3 separate regions of the Mus musculus genome follow, and all the other regions are linked to region 3. A link is a loop called in an ENCODE intact Hi-C map of the cell type or tissue named here. Cell type or tissue: left cerebral cortex. All regions are shown on one strand. Links, peaks and the distances in the headings refer to the core of each region. The heading gives the core; the rest is flanking DNA.

What was found. Peaks named below come from ENCODE experiments on the same cell type or tissue, not always from the same donor. Only the 100,000 strongest peaks of a DNase experiment are listed, where the experiment ranks them.
Region 1: a loop joins it to region 3, with 4 times the contacts of the local background. A loop is called at or near these places in 2 of 42 quality-filtered maps.
Region 2: it touches region 3 in a loop (2.3-fold over the local background); 3 of 42 quality-filtered maps call a loop at or near these places.

The regions. Positions count from the first base shown.
Region 1 is chr19:23,295,494-23,302,787 of GRCm38, reverse strand. Gm24263 (a small nuclear RNA gene) reads right to left here and starts at 6,459; the gene lies at 6,353-6,459. It overlaps Gm41821 (a long non-coding RNA gene), which reads right to left and starts at 2,858. Exons shown (of 3, transcript XR_877770.2): 1 at 2,397-2,858; 2 at 1,945-2,212. Mamdc2 (MAM domain containing 2) reads left to right here. Exons shown (of 14, transcript NM_174857.3): 14 at 1-179. In left cerebral cortex, for the core only: a CTCF peak has its summit at 3,670; DNase peaks (open chromatin) are centred at 2,580, 3,180 and 3,686; H3K27ac peaks cover 1,443 bases.
Region 2 is chr19:23,916,743-23,924,036 of GRCm38, reverse strand. It overlaps Apba1 (amyloid beta (A4) precursor protein binding, family A, member 1), which reads right to left. Exons shown (of 13, transcript NM_177034.3): 5 at 6,339-6,484. Gm34076 (a long non-coding RNA gene) reads left to right here and starts at 6,480. Exons shown (of 3, transcript XR_386615.3): 1 at 6,480-7,049. In left cerebral cortex, for the core only: CTCF peaks have their summits at 3,970 and 5,779 (motif pointing right); DNase peaks (open chromatin) are centred at 1,677, 3,697, 4,079, 4,339 and 1 more place; H3K27ac peaks cover 1,531 bases.
Region 3 is chr19:23,857,263-23,864,556 of GRCm38, reverse strand. All of the region lies in intron 1 of Apba1 (amyloid beta (A4) precursor protein binding, family A, member 1), which reads right to left. Among named protein-coding and RNA genes, the nearest start is that of Gm34076, 57 kb to the left of the region's middle. In left cerebral cortex, for the core only: CTCF peaks have their summits at 1,626 (motif pointing left) and 4,004 (motif pointing left); DNase peaks (open chromatin) are centred at 2,960 and 3,983; H3K27ac peaks cover 216 bases.

The DNA.
Region 1 (7,294 bases), core at 1,447-6,446, 560 kb after region 3:
TCTAAAACTTCAAAATTGCCTAATAAAAGATCATTTAAAAATCCTCTCATTAGCAATTAACTCATTACTACATTATTTGTCTTTATCAGAACATATCCATTATATAATTGCAAATTCTAATTTGAAGCTCTATTCTGCCATAATTAAATGTTTTAAGTCACCTTATCAGTGACATTACTACATACTTTCATGTAATAATTAATATATAAAGATTATTTTATTTCCCATAATAATCTCAATTTCCCTAAATTTATCTCTGGAATTAAATTCTAAAGACACAACTTTTCTTTTAGCTTTTAAAATTAAATGTATTTGTTGGGGAGTGGTTCTGGCTTTCACTTAAGAGTCTGTTCTCTGAGTAGACTCATCCAGCAGTTGGTGGAAACAGATGCAGAGACCCAAAGCCAAACAACAGGCAGAGCTTGAGAAGTCTTGTGGAAGAGTGAGAGGAAGGAATGAGGGAGCCAGAGAGGTCAAGAACACCACAAGAAGACCTACAGAGTTAACTAACCTGGGCCCACGGGGGGCTCACAGAGACTAAACTACCAAACAAAGAATATGAATGGGCTGAGCCTAGGCCCCTTACACACAGGTAGCAGACCTGCAGCTCTGTTCTTCATGTGGGTCCCCTAACAGAGTAGGGGCCTGTCTCTGAATCTGTTGGGAGTCTTAGATCCCTTTCCCATAGCTGGGCTGCTTTGTCTGTCCTCAGTGGGAGAGGATACATTTAGTCCTGCTGTGACATGATATATCAGGGTGGGTGGGTATTCGCGGGGGCGGGGGGGGGGGGCTCCACTTCTCTGAGAAGAAGCATGAGGGGAATAAAGGAGGAGGATGGTAGGATGGGACTGGGAGGAGAAGAGGGAGGAGGCTGCAATCCGGCTGTAAAGTGAATAAATAAACAAATTAATGGGGAAAGGGGAAGGAATAGGCTCTCTCCTTCTACCTACCACACGACCGAACTTGATTTGGCGGGTTTATCTGCAAGTATCTACATGTACTGAGCCGTATCACTAACCAGGACACAGAATCTGTTGTTGCTTTTGTGTTCTTGGTGCCCAGAAACAAAATCAAATGAGCAAATGAATTTAATCTCTCCCTCACCCCTGAAATGGAAATGTTAGTAGCATTTTTCACAGATGAGAAAGCCAAGCATCAGTACTGCGGATGTAGCTCAGTGATAGAGCACTTGCTAAACAGAGCAAGGCCTGGGCTTTGATCCCAAGCACCATGAAGACAACAAAGTGAAACAACAGAATATCAGAAGGTGGAAAGTTACTTAGGACTGCATAGCTCTGAAGTGGCGGTAAAAGTCAACTTCTTAGCTTTGCAAGGCTGTAAATCCGCTGGCCCCATCTGTGAAGAACACCATGCCTCTCTGCATGCCACACTACTTAGAAAATAAAAATACTCAGCCATACAAAAACCAACATCCCTGGGTTTATAGAGGAAAACTAACTTCATTATGTAATAAGACAGGATTGTATTAATGAAAATTTTTCCTATGATTAATTAGACACTGAGGTGCAATTGGATTTTGATGTACATTAGGCATCATAAATCCCTCACAGCATTGGTTCCACCTATAAGTATATTACATTTGCTGAATGAAGGAACGAACACTCTTCACCCACAATTATCTGAGTTCATAGTGAGGTATTTGTGCTGTGTGACAAATGAATAAAGCATTTCTCTGGCATCCTTGACAGTGACATAAAGTCTTCCGTAATCATTCCAGCTAACATTTATTGAAGACCTACTGTTTCCAGAGACAGGCAAAGATGTCGTCATAGGCATTAACTTATTTAATCCTAACAACAACCCGTGTGTAGATCCTAGCAGCAGGTTCATTTTCTAGATAAGGACATTTAATGTTTTCCAGATCAGCAGTCAGTGCAAGACCCGGGTTTGAAACCTAGCCTGTTGCCCATCCTGTGTTCTAACCTTCTCTAAAACAGCCTCCTCAGCCTGCTAGCTTCTCCCTCAACTCCATCAGCGATGTGGATGATAGAGTAGCCGAAGGTTCTTAGCTTCCGTCTTCTAGGGTTTATTGGCTATACAAATAGCTCCAATATGGGGCTAAGGAGGTGGCTCAGTCAGCAAAATGGTGCCCTGCCACCATTAGGACCTCAGTTAGGAGCCCCAGGCACCTTGTCAAAAAGCTTGATGTGGTGGCCACTCGATGAGCTCTAGGTTCAGTGGGAGACCCTGTCTGGAAGGGAAAAAAAAGAGAGGAGTGGGTTAGTGGGTTGGAGAGACAGCTCAATGGCTTAGAGTATCTTTTTCAGGCAGCAAGGAAAGAGGTAATTATTACTGGCAGTTGCTAAGAAACGACTGCCGGGTTTTTAGTGTCCGTTTTAGAGTCAAGGAGGTGGAAAGTGAGCGGAGTGACTCACCTTGCCTCATTTGTGCTCCTTGCAGGTTTCATGCTTCACTTTCCTCTCCAGGTTGCCTTTAGCATTTGACTATATTCAGTGTGGATGGAAATAGAGGCAGATGTAAGCACAGCTTCCGTAGTATCTCCAGGTTTAGCAGTGCCCAAGAGGGAGGCACACCAGTTACTAGGTGCTACTTAACCATTTAATCCCAGTCTCTGCATTTATCCCAGTTCTCGGCAGCACCTAAACACCCAAGCTCTTGAAATAGAGACAGCTTTCCCTGCAGATTGGCTTCCCTCTTATGATTCACCATCTGCAATGGTGATTATTTATGTAGAGAGGGGAGGAATTGCACAGATATGGAAAACGCAGTACCTCTGATGTGAGGTCTGGCTTAAGATGGAAGAACTAAGTTCAGAGATGATAGCTTAAGATACCTGTGCTCTGGGCGTCTCAGCAAGCATGGAGGTTACAAAGACATGCACAGATTAGTGAAGACAATGGGATATGAGACAGCCAGCACAATTTCAAGACAAACGATGTGGTCACGTGCTCAGACTCCAGGGGAAAGCCCAGGAGCGGCGTCTGACAGTAGAGATCCACGGTGGAGCTTTCCAGAGGTCTGGATGCTTTTGTGACTTACTCTTGGAGGGATAAGACTTGGCTTCCTTGATGTCTCATCCCTGTGTTTCCCCATACAACCAGAACTGGGGAAAAATACGTTTTCATAACTAATAAGTTTTCTAATACGACTGGATTTCTGGCATGTGGATCTCTGTAAAGACATAGCACATACCAGAAATTAGGCCCCCTGCTCATGGATTCTGGATGCCTCCACTCAAATTCTGACTCGGCTCCTTACAAACTGGACTTGAGAGTAAGTCTTTTTTTTAACCCTCTGGATCTTTTTCCTACTTTGCCAAAAGAGATAAAGTAGTTACTATGAAGAATAACAAAAAGTAATAGGTGATAAGACATAGCAACACACTCCTGCTGTCCCAACACTTGTGGGGCTGAAGAGAATCACAAATTCAAAGTCATCCTTGGTCCTGTAAGAAATTCAAGGTGGCCGGTGCTAAATAAAACTTGGTCTCAAAACAAAGTGAGGCCCTCAAAATACCCAACAACAACAACAACAACAACAACAATGTAATACATACAAGAACATAGACACATTAAGTTTTGGACACAAAAGTCTTCCCAGTTTATGTGATAAGGAATTAGTAAAATTCAGTTATTTTTGTGTCTCTTTCTGTATAAGAAAAGCATGAGCTTAGAGTGCCATCTTAAGGATAAAGCAGCCATAGAATCCTACCAGGTCACCTTCCTTTTCTTTAACCAGTGGCTAAGCAAGGTCTTCTCCTTCCCACCGATGTGACTGACTGTAGTTCTCCTGATTTGTACATTAATTCCTCAAAAAGCTTGTGCAAAGTTAGACTTCTTTACAGATCCATCTTTTTAAAAAATTATCACCTAATTTAGTTTTCATGAGCTGTGTCTGGATTATTTAATTGTTCAAGAAAAGCACTTAGTTTATCACAAATGTGCACATGGGTTCCAAATACCAGAAGGAGTATAAAAGGTCGCCTTGGAGGTCTATAATAATTTCGTTGGTCCTTTTGGTTGTATACTACTTTTTAATCTGGATAGCCCCTCTTCTAACACTTCATAAATTATTAGACTGCACAATGAATGATTGCATATTATAAAATATGCAATGGATTCAAATCCAACCAAAAGTCTCCTAAAAACAGTTTTTAAATAAGGCAGGAGGGCCAGTTAGATGGCTAATCAGATAAAGATGCTCACTGCTAAGCCTGATGAACGGAGCTTGATTCCCAAAACCCACATGGCAGGAGAGAACAACGCCTGTGAGTTGTCAAGTGACCTCCACGTAAGTGTTCCCATGTGACGTGGAAATTGCTGGTTTCTTTGGAGACTCAGTCTTGTCATGTGATGTTTCTCTGGAAACTGTCTTATGAGAGGATGTTTTTGTTGAAGCAGACACATGGAAGGATGGTTTGCTAAGAACAGACATGTGGCAGGGTTGTTTGTTTGTTTGTTTTTGAGGCAGCCTAGAAAAGGGGCCTATGATGTTTTGCTAGTGCAGATGCTTGAGAGAACATGAGATGTTTGGAAAAGATATAAATCTAGCCCAGTGGACAGTGGATGAGGCTCGACGGTGTTGGTATGCCTTGCCATTCTTTACTGGTCATTGTTTGGCTTTGCTGAAGCTGTTCTTCGCTGAAGATACCAAGTGGTATTGGTACACCTTGCCACACAGCCCAGAAGGGCAACTAGAGATATGGCCACTGCTGCTGCATCTTGCAGTGCTAACCCTGCAAGGGGGACGACAGCTCAGGGCTGAAGTGATACCTGCATGCCCAGTGAGCATGCAGGGCTGTTGGCACTGAGGGCAAGGAGGTATGCAGTTGCCTGGAGTTTATGCAGATCCTGCCTTCCAACCCTCTGCCCAGCCACAAGATGAGCCTGACCCTGAACAACAGCAAGACCTTTGAGATGAGTCTCAGAATAATACAGTATTTATGGCACTTTAGAAAACAGAAACCTCATTGAATCAGACCAATGACTCATTCCAATAAAAATTTGTACATAAAGCTGCTTGGGAAAAGCAATATATACTGTGTGCGACGTGGCAATTTGCAACGCCACTTTGATGGTGAATGTTTGATGGAGAGTTAGGAAAGATGGGTGAACGAATGGCATATATGCTAGAGAGAGGTAGAAGACTCACCAAGGTAGAGATTTGGTGGCATCAGCAGCAGGTATGGGGGTGCACATGAGGTGGACAAATGAGCTTGTCATTGTCTGAAAGGACACATAAATCCCATTTGTCTCCATTTAAGGATCAGACCTGATTTCAGGGGGTGGGGAAAGAGGCCATAAGGTACCAGTTCCAGGAACAGACCATAAAATCCAGAAACAAGGTCATAGCCCACCCCCCAAAGAACAGCCTGGGGAAAACCACAAAAATAGGGAAATAGCTTATCTCAGGATGGGCCATCTGTGCTGGGCAGCCCTATCTCATCCTATTGTTAAATGTTCATGACATAAGAATGCAAACCACTGACCACCTGGTACCCCCTAGCACTCACCAATGAAATTTTAGATTACCTAATCCTAGAGAGTCCCACAGTTCCCTATAAGAAGGCCTGAGTGCTCTTGTCTGGGGTCACCATTTTGGAGAATGGTTGACCCCGCATGCTAGATGCTTCTTCAGAATAAATGTTGTTTGTCTTTGCAGACTATCTGAGTCTGGGGTCTTCCTTCAGTGATTTTCAGACCCTTACATGCACAGTAGAACCAGCAGGGAGGTGTGCAATAGCCTAGAACTCACATGGGCTTTGCCCGCCAACCCAGCAACAAGCTGCTCAATCACACAATCACCCTGGCTCTGAGCAAAAGCAAGATATACACACGAGTTGAAGAAAGGTTCATTTTCTGGATGACATGTTGCTGTCCATAGTCTGTGCTGCTGCTGGAAGCCATGTTAATGTCTGTGATCCTTGCTGCTGCTTATTGTCATAGGTGGGAATACTTCTTCTGCAGTGATATCAATGACTGCAGACTCAAAATTGAGAATGAAAGTCATTTAAGGCTTCTGAGGAAACCTCTCCCCCACCAAAAGGAGGGTGGGACAGTCCAGGCAGGAACCCATTGAATAGAGTCCTTAAAACTTGTGATAAACACGCTGAAGCATAGCTCTTCACAATTGATGGCTTCTGGCTGAGATGGGGTGGGAGGGGTGGGAATGGACTCAGTTATCTTTAAGGGGCTGGCTGCTGGGAGCTTGACCATGCTCCAATGAGTATATGAGCAACACAAATTAGACTTAGTGTATTTGTGGGGGGCAGGTCATAAGAGTAGGAGGTGGATCTGGAAGGGATGGAGAGCAAGTATGATCAGGGGTATTATATGAAATTCCCAAATAATCAATAAAAATATTGTTAGAAAAAAATATGAACTGCTTCACAAATTTGCATATTATTCTTACATAGGGGCCATGCTAGCATTCTCTTTACTATTCCGGTTTTTGTGCATGTGCTGCCAAAGCAAGCACAAGTTAGAGCCAACCCTTCTAGGATGTATAACCAACCCCCTGGGCTTAATTTCCAACACGGGAATAAAAATGTTTTTATTTAATTAAAAAAGATAAAGTACAATAAGTGGCATCCAAATGTTGGTAGCAAACAATAGCTGTGGAATTGACCTAAAAACAGAAAGAAAATTATGCCTAGAAGTGGAAGCCCAGCCACCTTCCTGGGGCAAGTGAGGTCATGGGCATTAGAAAAGTATGTACTGCCAGTACTTGGCTAGACCAGTACATTTCCTTACTAAATTCTAAATCATATCTTTATACATATCGTGTAGCTACCACTCCTCACTAAATAAGACTCTCTTGACAGCAAGTGGAGACCATAACAGAAAAACCGTAACTTGATACAGTGCAGAGGTCAAGGGATCATGGAGAAGCCAGCCCCACCAGGTACATCTACATCATAGTGCCTGCCATTGTGGCTCAAGGAATGTTCTGGAAGAGAGGTTAGAAAGATTATAAGAGCCAGAATATTACCACATTTTTGTGTGTGTGTGTGTGAGAAAATCTTCCCCTAGGAATGGCTGAATAAATAAGACAGGAATAATGGCAATATCAATAGATGTGCAAATGTGGAATGGAGCAAAGCTACCACAGGTTCCAAAAAAATTATAGGCAGCTAGTGACCGCTGAGAAAGAGAGAAATAATCTCTCCCAAAGATAAGTCCTGTATTTATTGGTCAGCCCTGAATATATATATATAGAAACAACAAAACACAATTCCAGTGGGTTGTATTTATATTGTGTTATGTTGTACATACATACATATGTAAGTAACAATGAAAGAAAAGGAGGTTAT
Region 2 (7,294 bases), core at 1,125-6,124, 60 kb before region 3:
TTGTCTAAGCTTCTGTCTTGGGAAATCTGGAGTCAGGCTGGAGAGCTCGCATGTCCATCAGGCTTCTACACAATGCTGGTCTGCTGGTCTCTGGACCATACTTTGAGACTCACAGTTCTAATGCATTCCTGGTTGCTGATGCTTCTGGTGGTGGTGGTTGTGTGTGTGTGTGTGTGTGTGTGTGTGTGATGCACATTTCCTGCCAGGACAGTAGTTCTTCTAAGATATAGTGACAAAGTTCCACAGATGGGGAAGCCACAGCAGCTGAGTTCTAATTCTGCTGCTGCTGGTATAGACTTGGCTTTATTCCTGTATCTTGGTAGATGGAACAGGGTATTGTTTTCAGATCCCTCAGTTTGCAATATTGTAGCATCAGGTATACAGCTTTTCTGGTTCATTTATTGGAGTGCCAGTTTCTCAAGGTTTAATACTGGATGTTGGCTAAATTTTACTTCTAAATTGCCTATCACAAAAATCTCCATAGAAACAGCTTTTTAAACCAAAGTCTCACATATACATGTATGTATATGTATTTGTATATATATGTATATGTATGTATGTATGTGTATATGTGTGTGTGTGTATGTATGTATGTATGTATGTATGAGAGAATGCCTGGTCAAAAACAAATCTAAATTCTCTTACGACTTCGCAAATAAATCTGGACATGTACGTTGTTAAAGAAAATGTAACTGCCAGACAGTGATGGTGCACGCCTTTAATCTCAGCACTAAGGAGGTGGAGGCAGAGGCAGGTAGATCTCTGAGGGTTTGAGGCCAGCCTGGTCTGCTGAGCAAGTTCGACAGCCAGGGCTACACAGAGAGAAGATAAGGCCAGAAGACCAGGGAAGAAACCAGCCTACTTTAAGCAAGTGGAAGGGCCAGAGACTATCACTGGCCTGGTGTTATGGACTGCACCAGCAGACTGGAAAAGGAATACCTGGTATTGCTTTCTGTTCTCCATGCCTGGGTAGGCACTGAAATCCGTGGCCCTGCCGCACTCTGTTCACTGTGCTGAAGTGACCTAGAAGTACCTCTTCTCGAAAGGCCAGAAGGACCCAGTCTCTCGGGGAGTGATGTCTGCAGAGCATGCTCTGGAGCCCACTGGACTGCTGGGGACACACCTGTCCTCCATCTGCCATGAGGTCCGAGCCGGCTCCTAACTCAGCTGCCTCCTAGGTGAGATGACAACACAGCCATCTCCGCTCGCAAGGGGAAGAGACTTCAGGCTGTGTGTGTCATTCTGAGAAGCACTTAGAGGGATATAAAAGGATCATGAAGCAGGAGATATTTATGGATAGGCAGCAGTTCCTTCAAGCGCACAAGAAGCACATACTAAAATAATACTTAGAAGCTGTAAGTGAAACGTAACCATTTAATTTTACTACTTTATCGCAAATTCCTCACACTGCCTCAATTTACTTGTAAAAGATAGATACGTGGTTTTCAAATACCCACACTGCTCGGGGTGGGTTTAAAACATACTTATAATCAGTTGGCCACTTGCTCGTGTTGAAAGTGCCACCTAATGTGAGGTTTAACTGAGCTGTGGGGTTTTGGGGTGCTGGTTACTTAGGCACTTCAGAGTAAAGGGTCTGATTGTCATGAGAGAACTGGACTTAAGGTAAAGCCACACGGTCACCTCCCACTGTGGAGGCAAGAAAGCAGTTCAGGGTACAGCTGGTGCCGGAGGAGCTGGTGAAGGATGCTGCTATTCACCATGTGGGCTGCTTTCTGTCTGGCTGATGCTGAGTCTGCTACCCACCCTGAGCCCCATCTGAGCCCTCCTTAGGTGCCGTAAGAGGAGTGGAAAGACACAGGTGCTCATATGTGGGAGTCCCCAACTGTCAGGAGGTGAACAAACAAGGGGCCCCAACTAAAGCCTGAACCCCAAAATACAGCTGGATTTGGGAGACTTGATAGGTAGAGCCAATGAGAAACTGGCCTCAAGGCAACTAACTCTCAGTGTTCTGGTCCAGGCGGTCCCCAGTAACCCTTAGTGTCAGACTGTTGCCTTCTTCTGGAAAGACCGCCCGGTCATGGGACTTGGTGTTCTGACATAATTCTCATGTGTGGCTCTTTGTTCTGGATGGGTTCAGAGTGTAGCGCATACTTGGTTCTGGCCTAACGCATGGGTCAGTGTGACAGCCCGAGGTGTTTCTACTCATTGCCAGGTGCTTCCTGTCTGTCAGGAAGTCACCAGGCAAGCTATGACAGGTCATGGTGGGCTATGACAGGTCACGGTGGTCTGTGCAGCCATTGGAAGGCTCACAGGACCACTCATCCGGGGGGCTTAGGGCTACATTTGGTGTTTGCGGGAGTCTGGATTGAGACTCCATTTGAAAACTAGCTTGTTTTTCTTAAAGAGATTTAAAAAAAATTCTCAGGCGTTATTTTAAAAGTCTTGCTGGGAGGTGTTAAATTAAGATGGAGGAACTTTCTGGCACTAGTGTGTCTCTGGGGGTGAGACAAACAACCGGAAGTAGCCAACTTGTGTGACCTGGATCTAGAACGTTCTCTCAAAAGTCCACGTGCCAAGGTTTGCTACCCTGGGAGGTGGTGGAAGCTTTAGGAGGTGGGTTGAATGGAAGGGAGTTAGGTTCCTGGGGGCATGCCCTTGAAGGGGTTATCTGGGCCATGACTCTTTCCTTTCTGGCTACTACAAAGTCAGCAGCCTGCTCTCACCATGTACTTCCTAACGTTGCACTACCCACCACTGGCCCAAAGCAACACAGCCAAGTGCCTGTGAGCTGACACTTGGGAACGTGTGAGCCCACGCAGATGCTTCGTCCTTTGTTTATCTTAGGTATTTGTCCGAGTGGTGGAAGTCGGCAGTGGTGGAGAGCTGACTAACACACTCAGCTCAGAAAGCCTGAGGGTCAAACTGCTACTTTGCTTTCCTGGTGCAGCCCTGCTGGGAGTCAGGGGGCAAGATGCACGTCTGTGAGTCTCAGGAGCTTCTCTTCAAAGAATTGGACTTCCTGCTTTCCATCATCCCGGAAGAGGCTCATTTTAAGAGAAGACGTACATTATGGAGGGGGCCTCAAGGCACAGGCAAGGCTTGTGCGTCACAGATGAAGTGCCTGAATGGAGCCGGACACATGGAATAACTGTTAAGCCAGACTCAACACTAAGGTTGCTATCAGTGCAGTGACCTATGAGGGAGCTGTAAACCATTCCCTGGGTTGTACATCCTAATTCCTAACAAATCAATGGTAACTTCAAGTCACAGCTTACTATATGTTCTATGGGCAGCTAAGGAGAGGATGGCTCTGAGCTTGAGAGAGAAGTGTTTGCTCTCCAAGTGACGTTGTCACATGAGCGACAGACACTCAGAGGCTGCGCTGGTGCCATGGGAAGCTGCTTGATAAGGAAGCAAGAAGAGGGGTGAGGGAACACCACGGAGCACTCTGGGGAGCACCCTGGGGAGCACTCTGGGGAGCACCAAGCAGCTGCAGACTTAAGATGCTTAATCTTATTATTGATTCTAGGGACAGGACTTGTGATGGAGCCCAGGCGCCTTCCTGTCTTAGCCTCCTGAGCACGGGAATGGCAGCCCTGGCTGTAACGGTGAGTCTTGACTGCTGTGGGTGGAAGCTAGGAGATGAGCCTTGCAGCGTAGACACGCACTCACGCTTGCTGCCTGTCTGCTTTCTGGCTGCCAAGGGGTAAGTAGCTTGGCTTTTTTCCACCTTCCAGCCAAGAAGCTCTTCTCCACCACAGCCCAGAAACAACACTTAGCTGAGCACGGGCTCTGCAGCTGTGAACTAAAGACAATCCTTTCTCTCAAAACAGAACACTGGTGCTAGGGGAGGCGCTGTCTTCATGACCCCTGATCACAAGGCTCAGCCGCTTTCACAAGCAGTTTGTGGGAAGAGTCTGCAGATGTGTGTTAGCATCCCCAGAATTCTCTCCCCAGGGATTAAGGGTTACTGATGGCAAGAGTTTGGATAATACACCGTGGACAGTAAAAACTGCTCATGGCATTTCAAATGGAAATGAGGAATTTATTTGGAAACTGGACTAGTGGCCATTTGTGTGAGATTTTGTCCATATGCCAAGACTTTGTGTTAGGTTCTATTTAAATCTAGCAGAGGGAATTTTAAGACAGCCTCCGTTCAGGCTATTGCATGGGCACTGATGTTGCTCTGGGTTAGATTTACAGTTAGAATGGGGAGTAGAGGCAGGGTGGAAAGACATGAGAACCTTGCAGTTTGCTTTAAAGTCCAAGAAAAGTTTGAGTTATGGAAGGCATGGTTTCTAAAAAGTTAAGTTCCCAGCAGAAGAGAAGTACTTCGTTGCAAGATGCCTTGAAGGCAACTTAGGAACCAGCAGGCTTTTTATTCATTGTAAGTTCAGTGATGTGAGAATGTAAATTGACTTGAAAGACTTTCCCTGGAAAGAGAAGACTGCTGGGGTGCTCTGAATGCATACAGATGCCTAGGGAGTTGTTACCATGGAAATCATTTTGTTGTGCTTAGCTGCCCAGACACTCAGAGGCTCCTGTAGCCATGACCCAAGGAGGTCCAGCTACTGCTTGGGCTGGTGTCGGATATTGGTGTTGTCCATGTGATACCAGTTTGTGGGGAGCCCTCAAGGTATGTGAAAATATGAGGGTGAAGACAGATGAAATGGAGATGCCAGCAAAGCAGATGCAAAACCAGGAACTCTGAGCCACTAAAGCCCCAGCCTTCGGAGACAAACCTTGTGGGCTACTGTTGGCCAGGCTGCAGGGGATGTGGCCCGGAAGGTCACACTCTGCCACCACATTCCTCCAGATGCTGGACACAAGGCTACAGGGTTTTGCTAGCTGCTGGGTTTGGGTCTAGCTATTCAAGTCCTCCCTGTCATTCGTGTACTCTTCCCTTTTGGAATGCTGATGTTTATCCGCAGTCACTGCACACTGGAAGTGTTTAACTGGCTTTTCACAGGGGCTCACAGTTGATAGTTTGTCTAGTGTGCCAGGGGAGATGTGGGGGAGTTAATATCCTCACTCCTTTCTTCACTTGGAGATTAATTATGGCTCGAACAGGTACGTCTAGGCGTTACCGTGGGAAGAGGTGCGCTTATGAATGATGGTTATTCTTGTCTACTTGATTCTTGATTGGTCTGAGAGACAGCAAGTAGTTAGGAGAGTGCACGGGTGGGTGCTGGGGAGGGTGTGTGAAGAGAGGATTGGCATGTGGCTCTTCTGTTTGTCTCAGTGAGGTGAGCAGTGGGTCTCCCCGTGCTTTTCTGCCCCACGGCCAAACACCCACCAGCTAAGGCCTCTGAAACCACGAGCTGCAGTAAATCTTGCTTCCTTTCAGATGGTTTCTCTCAGGCGTGCACCTCCTTCCCTTCTAACCTCTAGGGTACTCCTGTGGCATTCCACGTCTGACATCCTCTCCTCCTGACACCTGGTGTCTCTACTGACTGGTTTATTCCCTCTGAGCAGTTGTGGTTAGAGGTGAGGGACTCACGTTCTCCACTGTCCCCCCCCCCCATCATCCTACATAAGACGGGCTCAAGGATCCTCTTGTCTCCTCAGATAAAGACCTCTGGCTGCCTTCTCTTGTCCTTTTTCACTCCATATAACCACATCAGCATCAGGCTCGATGGTGCCAGAGGAGATTCAGTCTTAACTAGTTGAAATGGGGGGTGGGGGGGGGTGGGGGGAAGGAACTGGTGAATCCTAACCTTTCGCCTTGCTGGTTCTCTGAGTGTGTTCCACGTGCTGAGGGCACGGGGACTTTTGGATAGCATGTGCACAGCCAGCATTCCTGCTACCCTGGTGTATCTATAACTCTAGGTGGCACTATGGTGGAGTCTCTGGAGTCCTGCATTTACAGATTGACTTTGTGTAGCTCAATCTACTTGTGAATTATTGAGACTAGATGAAATTGGTTCTCCGTGTACCCAGTTGGCTTCCTCCTTTACCTCCTGATAAAACTAATGAAAATGGCTGGTGACTGTGTTCAAACTAGTTTAAACTAGGATTCGTTTAAGTTCTTCAGACTACCCAAGTATGGTTTAATCAAATAGTTCATTTGACTGGCATCGAGACAGGTTAATAGAACCTAACAGAGGGCTGCTCTAATCAATGGCCTCTAGTTGTCCGTGGAGAGCCAGTGCTGGAACTGCACCTTAAAGGCACTTAGAGCCAAGTCCATGGCATATGAATATACTCTCAAGAGAGCAACCTGAATAGGGTTTAGATGGAAAGACTTGGGCTTTTAGTTAGGCAGGAATAAGCCCGCTTGCAACATTTTAGTCCACTGTCTAAGAGCTGTGGGTTGACACTGCCTGCTCAGGTCCCCTCAGTCACCCAACCACCTCAGACCACGCAGACCCCCTCACCTTGATCCGGCTTACTGCTTCCTGGGCCTGCATCATGCGTACATTTTTGGAGGGAGTTTTGTCTGAGAGTAGCTGAGTGGAACCAAGGTAATTGGCAGCAAAAATAATTCCATCGATCAAGTCTTCAGGGTCGCACGGTCCAGGAACTGTAACACAGAGAGCCAAGGTAGTGAATGATGTCATGGGGGGAGTACCACAGCCAACCCCCATGTTCACCGTTTACATGTGTGGTCTATCTACCTGCTAGTCTAAGACATCTTGGAACCATTTACTATGAGAAGTGATGGATTTATTTTAAATATGAATCAGAGCCCAATCGTAAAAAAATGTCTCTTAGCCAGACCTGTAATCCTAGTTGCTTGGGAGGCTCAGACAGTCTGTTCAAGGTTTGTCTGTTTGGCACTTGGCTGTCCTGTGAGGCCTTAGGTGAAACGATGCCTCACTCCCCCAACGTAGTACTGGGGATGGATTGGAGGGTGAGCTCTCTGGCAACAAGGGCTATGTCATGCTCATCTTTTACTTCCATGCCTCTCACGTGTGTCTATAAACGGTGTGTGTTTGCTTGGGTGAATGGCTTAGAGGAACAGAAAGCGGTAATAACGGAAAACACCATTTCCTGACGCTCCCTATTTCCTTTTTACCCACTCAAACTTTACGCCTCTGTTTGGACTCTGATGGAGGAATCACATTTTACACATGAAGAAAATGGGGGTAAGTCTTCCCTATAATGGCGCCAGACTCCAACATTGTAAGTTGATAACATCACCACAAAGCCATGGTCCCATGCTGCCAATATTGCTGATAGACCATGATGCTCCTGGCTTCACGTAGAGTTCAATCCCAAGGAGAATCACATTTTTTTTTTTTTTTTTTGTTCTCACCTCCCAGTCTACTAAGCCAAATCTCTGTCTTAAACAGATGGGCATCTGCTTTTAATAACAATCACCTATGATTCA
Region 3 (7,294 bases), core at 1,211-6,210:
CCCCTAGAGCTGAAGACGGAACTCAGGGCCTTGCATTTGCTAAGTAACCTCTCTAGCACTGAGATAAGTCGCCAACCCCAAGTTAAATTTACTTTAGAAGTTCACAGTTTGGACTGAGAATTCTTCAGTTCAGCAGTACGGGAGTGTCATTTCTATTTGGGGGTAGTGTGGGTACCTTTTGTCCTAGATTCTATTTGATCATTATGAAAATCATTGTTTGGCCTTTCAGACAAATCCCCAAGACTTAGAAAAAGTGTAACCTTTCTGACCAGCTCATTCATTTACTCTGCTGTGACATAACTGGCCAGCTCATGCTGCAGGCTTCCTTTCCTGGCCACAGTTCTATTCCTTGAGGAATTGCTCTATGGGGCATCCTGCCCGGGCTGCTGTGGTTTAATTACAGTTGGAGACTTTGAGTAGGGAACTGGGGAGACTCTCACTTAATAGATCACTTGTGCGGCCAAGCATGAGCAGGGAAGTTCGTCTTCTTCCAGCCTTGCATTCACAAGCTCTGGTGTCTTAGGACACTGCCAGTAGGTTCAGCTTTGAAGTCTAATAAAGCAAATGGAAGTTGATAAAAAACAAACTGGGCATGGGAGCTGACACCTGTAATTCCAGCACTCATGCAAGCTGGAACAGGAGGATTGCTGCCAGTTCACAATCTGACTGGGTTAAGGTGTGACCCATGGATTATGGACATCGATGGTCTAGATGTCCATAGGAGGCCCCCTGTGAACATGGCCCATCGTCTTTGAGCTCACATGAGCCCAAAATAAACCTGGATTCTCTTACCAAAGAAGGATAATTATAAAGAGAAGAATGAATCGCTTATGTCAGCAACAGAATGCTAATAGAGCTTCCTCCCTCCCTCCCTCCCTCCCTCCCTTCGTTCCTTCCTTTTTTCCCCTTCCTTCCTTCCTTTTTTCCCTTCCTTCTTTCCTTTGTTTTTCTTCCCAGAGGGTCTCACACCACAGCCCATACAGATCATGAACTGGCAGCAATCCTCCTGCTCCAGCTTGTATGAGTGCTGGAATTATAGGTGTCAGCCACCATGCCCAGCTTGTTTTTATAAACTTTCCATTTCCTTATCATACTTCAAAGCTGAGCCTACTGGCAGTGTCCTAAAACATCAGAGCCCACACAGCCTTGGCCAGGCTGGTGAATGCAAGGCTGGGAGAAGACAGCTTTTCCTGCCTGCTGTGTGTGCTTGGCCACAGGAGTTGCCTTCCCAGATATACCCACCATGTGGGGTTCCTTTCAAGGAAAGACCTGTGAAGTGCTGGGCTAGGCAGAACAACAGCCACCACAGATGTCCACATCAAATGCTGGGGGCCAATCACGTGCTGCCCTGTACCACACAGGGCTTTTGTAGTTTGGGAGAAGGGAGTAGATACTGAGATGAGATTATCCCAGATTATCAGGCTGGACCCAACCTAATAACAAGCCCTTGAAAGGGGAGGATTTTTCCAGCTGTGTCTGAGTTAGAGACCAAAGAAAGAGCAGAGGTTTGCTGGCCGAGGCTAGCTTGACCCACAGCTGACCGGGAGGATAGAGGAAGAACATCAGGTCAAATGTTATAAACATCTGACTATTGCCCTCTGCTGACAGCCACCAGGAACTGGGGACATTAATCCTACAACTCCAGCAACTGAGTTCTGCCATCCAGAACAAGCAAAGAAACAGACAGACCCTCCCTGAAGCCTGCAGCCAGGAGCAGAGTTCCCAGCTATGACTCTGTGGAGCCCGTGTCAGGTTCTGGTTTGGAAATCGATACATTTGCCATGTTCCAGTCTTAAGAACATAGTCAATTGTTACAGAGGCACAGGGAATGAATACACACGGGCCGGCAGGAACTATTTTGCCTATTAGGTGCCTGGGGATAAGGAAATGCCCCTGGATCTGCACAGAACAAGCTAACGGGGGGAGAAAGCTCTCAAAGGGTAACAGGAGATGCATTGCTTAAGATGAAAGGAGGTCCAGGGCACCTGAGTAAGTTTCTTGCTATGTCTGAAAAATAAGACAGGCACTGCACATATTTGTTCATTGAATAGCTACCATCTGGGGTACACAGAGGGCTCAGGCCCAGGGCAGGCAGGTGAGTTAAAGGAGCCGTGATGCCTTGTGTGTGGGGACTAGAGGGAACATAACCATGCCAGAAGCTTTTCAAGTCAATTTGAGTTAAAGCAAGGCACCAGGCGAACAGTTCTAACAAGAGGCTCAACAGAGCTGCAGGACTATCCGTCATTTCTGCCAGGGCCACCAGGAGAGCAAGAAACCAGAAGATAAAGTAGGGGGTGAAGGGGGAAGCCTGGAAAGGTACCCAAAAGAATACAGAGGAGGAGAGCGGAAACCAAACTGCAGGAGAGAGAGGGCGTGGCCTCGCGGAGGCTGCCTCTTTCCGATGATGTCCGACTGGGTCTGCCACGCACAGATGCCCCAGTTAGAAACTCCTGTTCACCCACCCCACCCCACCCTTTGTCTCCTTTGAGGCAGACAAGGTCATCCACTTCAGATCAATCTGGACAAGAAGAAGCGGACATCTCTTTTTGTCGCGGAAACAGTTGGCGAGACAGGAAGGCGGTGGAAGCCCTGAAAGGCCTGAGGTTGTGGGCACAAAACCTCCCAAAGGAAGAGCAGAGACGCTTGTCTTCATGGAGGGCAGAGTGAAAGAGAGCCCACGTGGAGCCCTAGGGACAGCTTCAAAACTCTACGAGGCTAAGCGTAGAAAGGGAAATGAGTTATCCTTACGCAGCCGCAAGACCACGCTTGGGCTAAGCACAAGCCCCCAGTCTGTCCTTAAGGCAAAAGATGGGGCAACGGTCTCAGCAGCCTGCCAGTCACCTGAGATACTGCCTGAGGGAGGTCAGTAACCCTGGCTCTCACGTTCCTGGTACCTTGGGAGATTTTTGTCTTCTTTCATTCTAGGCCCCTCCCACCCAAGATCCTCCTCAAAGCTACAAATCTCACTTCCCACCAGTTCGATTCACTGAGTCATCACTTCACATCCCACCATGGTATATACATTTTAACTCTCAGGTTCGTCACTACTCAGAAGTGGCCAGGTTTTTGTTAGCGCTCCATAGCCTCAGTAATGGTGTCAGGCCTTGAGACCTCCCCTTGAGATGGATTCCACTTTGGGCCTGTCGCTGGACCTTCTTTTCCTCAGGCTCCTCTCCATTTCCATCCCGGTAATTCTTTCAGACAGGAACAATTATGAGTCAGAGATGTGATTATGGGATGGCAACCCTATTTCTCATTTGATGCTCTGTCTTCCTGCCGGAGGTGGGCTCTATAAGCTCCCTCTCCCTACTGTCAGACGTTTCATCTAAGGTCCCTTCCTTTGAGTCCTGGGAGTCTCTCACCTCTCAGGTCTCTGGTGTACTCTGGGGTCCCCCTAACCTCCTACTTCCTGAAGTTGCCTGTTTTTATTCTTTCTCCTGGCCCTCGGGGTGTCAATCCTTTTTGACTGCCCTCCAAAAGACCCAACAAGCAACTGAAAGAATCAGATGCAGGTATTTGCTCCCAACCTATGGACAGAAGCAGCTGACCCCTGTTGTTGAATTAGGGAAGGCTGAAAGAAGTTGAGGAGGAGGGCGATCCTGCAGGAGGACCAGCAGTCTTAATTAATCTGGATCCCCGAGATCTCTCAAACACTGGACCACCAAACAGACAGCATACACCAGCTGATATGAGGCCCCCAACACACATACAGTAGAAGACTTCTGGGTCTGTGTTCTTTCAGAGATGATGCACCTAACCCTCAAGAGACTGGAGGCTCCAGGGAGTTTAGAGGTCAGGTGGGGTGGGGAGTGGGGCATCCACGTGGAGACGGGGTGGGGTGGGGAGGAGGTCTGGAGTATGGAGCAGTCGGAGGGTGGATGGGGTGGTGGAGAATGGAATATCGAGTGTAAAAAGTAAATTTAAAAAAAAAGTGGCCAGGTTTTGCCCTCACCGGATTTCGAGTGCCCTCTTGTGGTGAGAGTGTGTAATTGTAGCGCGAAGAGCCCCAAGTTGAACTTGATTCCAGTTATACCAGGGTCCAAAAAGAGAAAGGGAAGACAGCTTCTGAAATAAGTTCGTAAAAAAAATAAAAAAATAAAAAAACGCAAAGCAAGGCAAAGTGTAGAGTCTTGCCTGTACACTTGAGAATGAGACTTAATCATAGTCTTTCTAGATAGCCGGCTGTTAGGAGAGTCCGTACCATGTGAGTGGATGATACCGCCTGGGCTGGACCTTGAATTTTTTTGGCTCATAACATGCCTCACCAGCAGTCACAACCATGTCTCTTTCTCCCACCCTCCTAAATGCCTTCTGAAAGCCCCCTCCTTTTTCTCAGCTCAACTTGGACCAGTCCCCCTCCCCTCCCTCACCCCCTTAACCTCTCCTGTCTTCAGTTCATATTCATATTTTCCGATTGTCCTGCGAGTCCCAGTCAGTCAGCGCATGCACACCGGCTTTGACTAGGAATGATGCCTGAGGTACCATAGAACATGGGATCAGATCACCTTTAACTCACCCAGGCCTTCTTCCATTTTGCAAACATTGCTTGGGTTTCAATGAAATGTGTGGCACTGTGGTAAACACTAGGAATGTGCACTGAATAAAACAGCCAAGGCATTTGCCCCTATGGGATGTAGACTGAGGAGTTTCTAATACAAATATATACTTTGCACTCTGAAAGGGGCCCGTGAAATAAGCAAAGTGAGGATGCTGGAGACGGGAGGATGAGTATCTAGTTATCTGGGGAGGGAAAGGCAGCCAGATCAAGGGACCAGCAAGTTCAAAGGTCAAAGGTCAAAGGTCCCAGGGCGTTTACCAACATCCATAATTTACTGTTGTTTCACGGACATTTGCATATGCTGCATTGATGTACATATGTGGATGGGAACACACAAGCAGGAAATATGGAGATATATATTAATGCATTAACAGAAACAATGTGAAGAAATCCATGTTGGCGTGTTATGCTTTCAGACAATGGAGTGCTTAAAATGCATCTGAGTCCCTAACCAGATGCTGGGTTTCAGGGACAGATTTCAGGTGAATGTCCTGGCTGCTCTGTATTGCTGTTGGAAGTTTGGGCTCATGGGAACCTGCAGGGATCTACAGCTTAACATCTGTATTCAAAACTAATGACATGATGCCCCTGCCTTCCTGTTTTGGAGTATGGAACTTCAGAACCAACACTTTTTTGTTTTTTGCTACCACGGCTATTTTGTCACAGAAAGTCGTCTGGGTGACCTGTTGTTGTTGTTGTTGTAGTTGTTGTTAGAAGAAAAAAAAAACCTAATTACTCCAAGCTATGTTATGAAGTTTTGGAGGCCAAGAGGTTCCATACAATCTTTTGGTGCAAAACAAAACAGAAACAAACAAAACAACAACAACAAAACTCTGTGTACCAGGAAATGGCAAATCGGAAACATTTCAGTTTGAAAAAGAATCTGGTGTAGAGACAGACGCAGGCTCTGGTTTACTCAGCTAGGCGCCTTGGTAGCTGCTCTGTGAGAAGAGTGGGGTTTGGGTTTCTAAGAGAGAGGCGGTGATACACTGCCTGATACATTGTATCTTTCTCTTCAGCAAATTCATGCCACAGAGCAAATGAGAGCAGCCCAGCTGACCGCTTAGTCTCACACACAAAGCAAAGATGTCCTGCATGAAATCAGTGCCCACGGAGTTCAAACGCACACCTAGCGTTTGCTCCAAGCAATGTGTCCCTCCAACTTCTCCCACGGAGGAGCTTAACAGGCCCAAGCTGTGAAGATGAATTTACAAAACAGCCCGTTCTTTTCTCTAGACGATAATATTAACACACTCAAAAAAAAAAAAAAAAAAAAATCAGTGTCACTTTGGAATTTGAAACAGATACGCCCTCTAGCTGTTAAAGTGACTTTTGTTTATATTGAATCTTATTCCAGAACAAAACTTTAAAAATTAGAAAATAATGTATTCAAACTGTAGAATCTAACTTGGCAGGTTTGATTTAGTTTTAAGATCATGGTTGAATGGTAGTTTCATTTTTACAGAGTTTATATTATCTAAATATAATAAAAGTTTATAGAATCTACCAGAGTAATAGGATTTATAGAATATAAATTCTGTAAAACAGAAAAGATACTTTACAATATTAGAATTTGTAAGTTTTAAACCTTGTAAGAAGTCCTTTTTTAAAATTTAATTTTGATGCCTATGGGTGTTTTGCCAACATGCATTCCTGTGCACTAATGTGTGCAGTACCGTAAGAGGCCAAAAGAGGGCACTGGATCTCCTAGAACTGGAGTTTCAGATGGTTTCAAGCCACCAGGTGGATGCTGGGAATCAAACGTAGGTCCTCTGGAAGAGCTGTGCAGCTGTGCAGTGTGGTGAATTTGTGTGTGTGTGTGTGTGTGTGTGTGTGTGTGTGTGTGTGCAATTGCACATCCTTCTATCTATAAATAACAGGATGCTGTTGTCGCTCAAAAAACGTTCTCTCCTTTCTAGTCAATACTCCTTCTTTACCCTATTTGTGGCTCCCATTCCTGACCCTCTCACTGTAGATTAGATTTACTTATTTCTGAATATCATAACAGTGGAATCTTACATTAATATTTTTTGAGTCTGACTCCATTGGATCAACAAAGATTCCCTTATAGTGCTGCATTAAACAGCTCCTCAGATTTTTTTTTTTTTTAATTGTGGACTAGTATGTTGCTGCATTCAATTTTTCCATCCATTCATTCTCTCACTAATGGAGATCTGGGTTGGTTCTACCGTGGATAGTGTTTCTGACAGATCTTAATGGAGGTGAAGACTGGGCTAGATGGAGATAAGAAATGAACCGATCAGGGAACAGTGGGAGAGAGGGTGGGGTGGGGGCTGGTAAGAGGACCAGGGCACCTGCCCTGACAGTGTCTTCTAGATACGGCAGGATGTGGCACCCATGGAATCTCAACAACATGGTTTCCTAAAGAAGACTTAAATAATGGCTGCAGTCGTTGAAACACTAATGGGGGTGAGGGAAATTTCACAAAGCCCCACCCCTAGATGAAGAACTGTGGGTAGGCAAAGGATTTAGAGGGCGGGAGAATCAGTTTTCTCCAGGTATTAATGGCCTGATAGGTTATCCAGGTCCAAATGGTCAGCCTGAGACACATGCATATGTGAACAACACTAAATGTACTCAGAAGGATGGATGTGTGTGTGTGTGTGTGTGTGTGTGTGTGTGTATGTATGTGTGTGTGTATGTGTGTGTGTGTATATGTGTGTGTGTATGTGTGTGTGTATGTATGTATATAATCATAATGATTATAGAAGATGA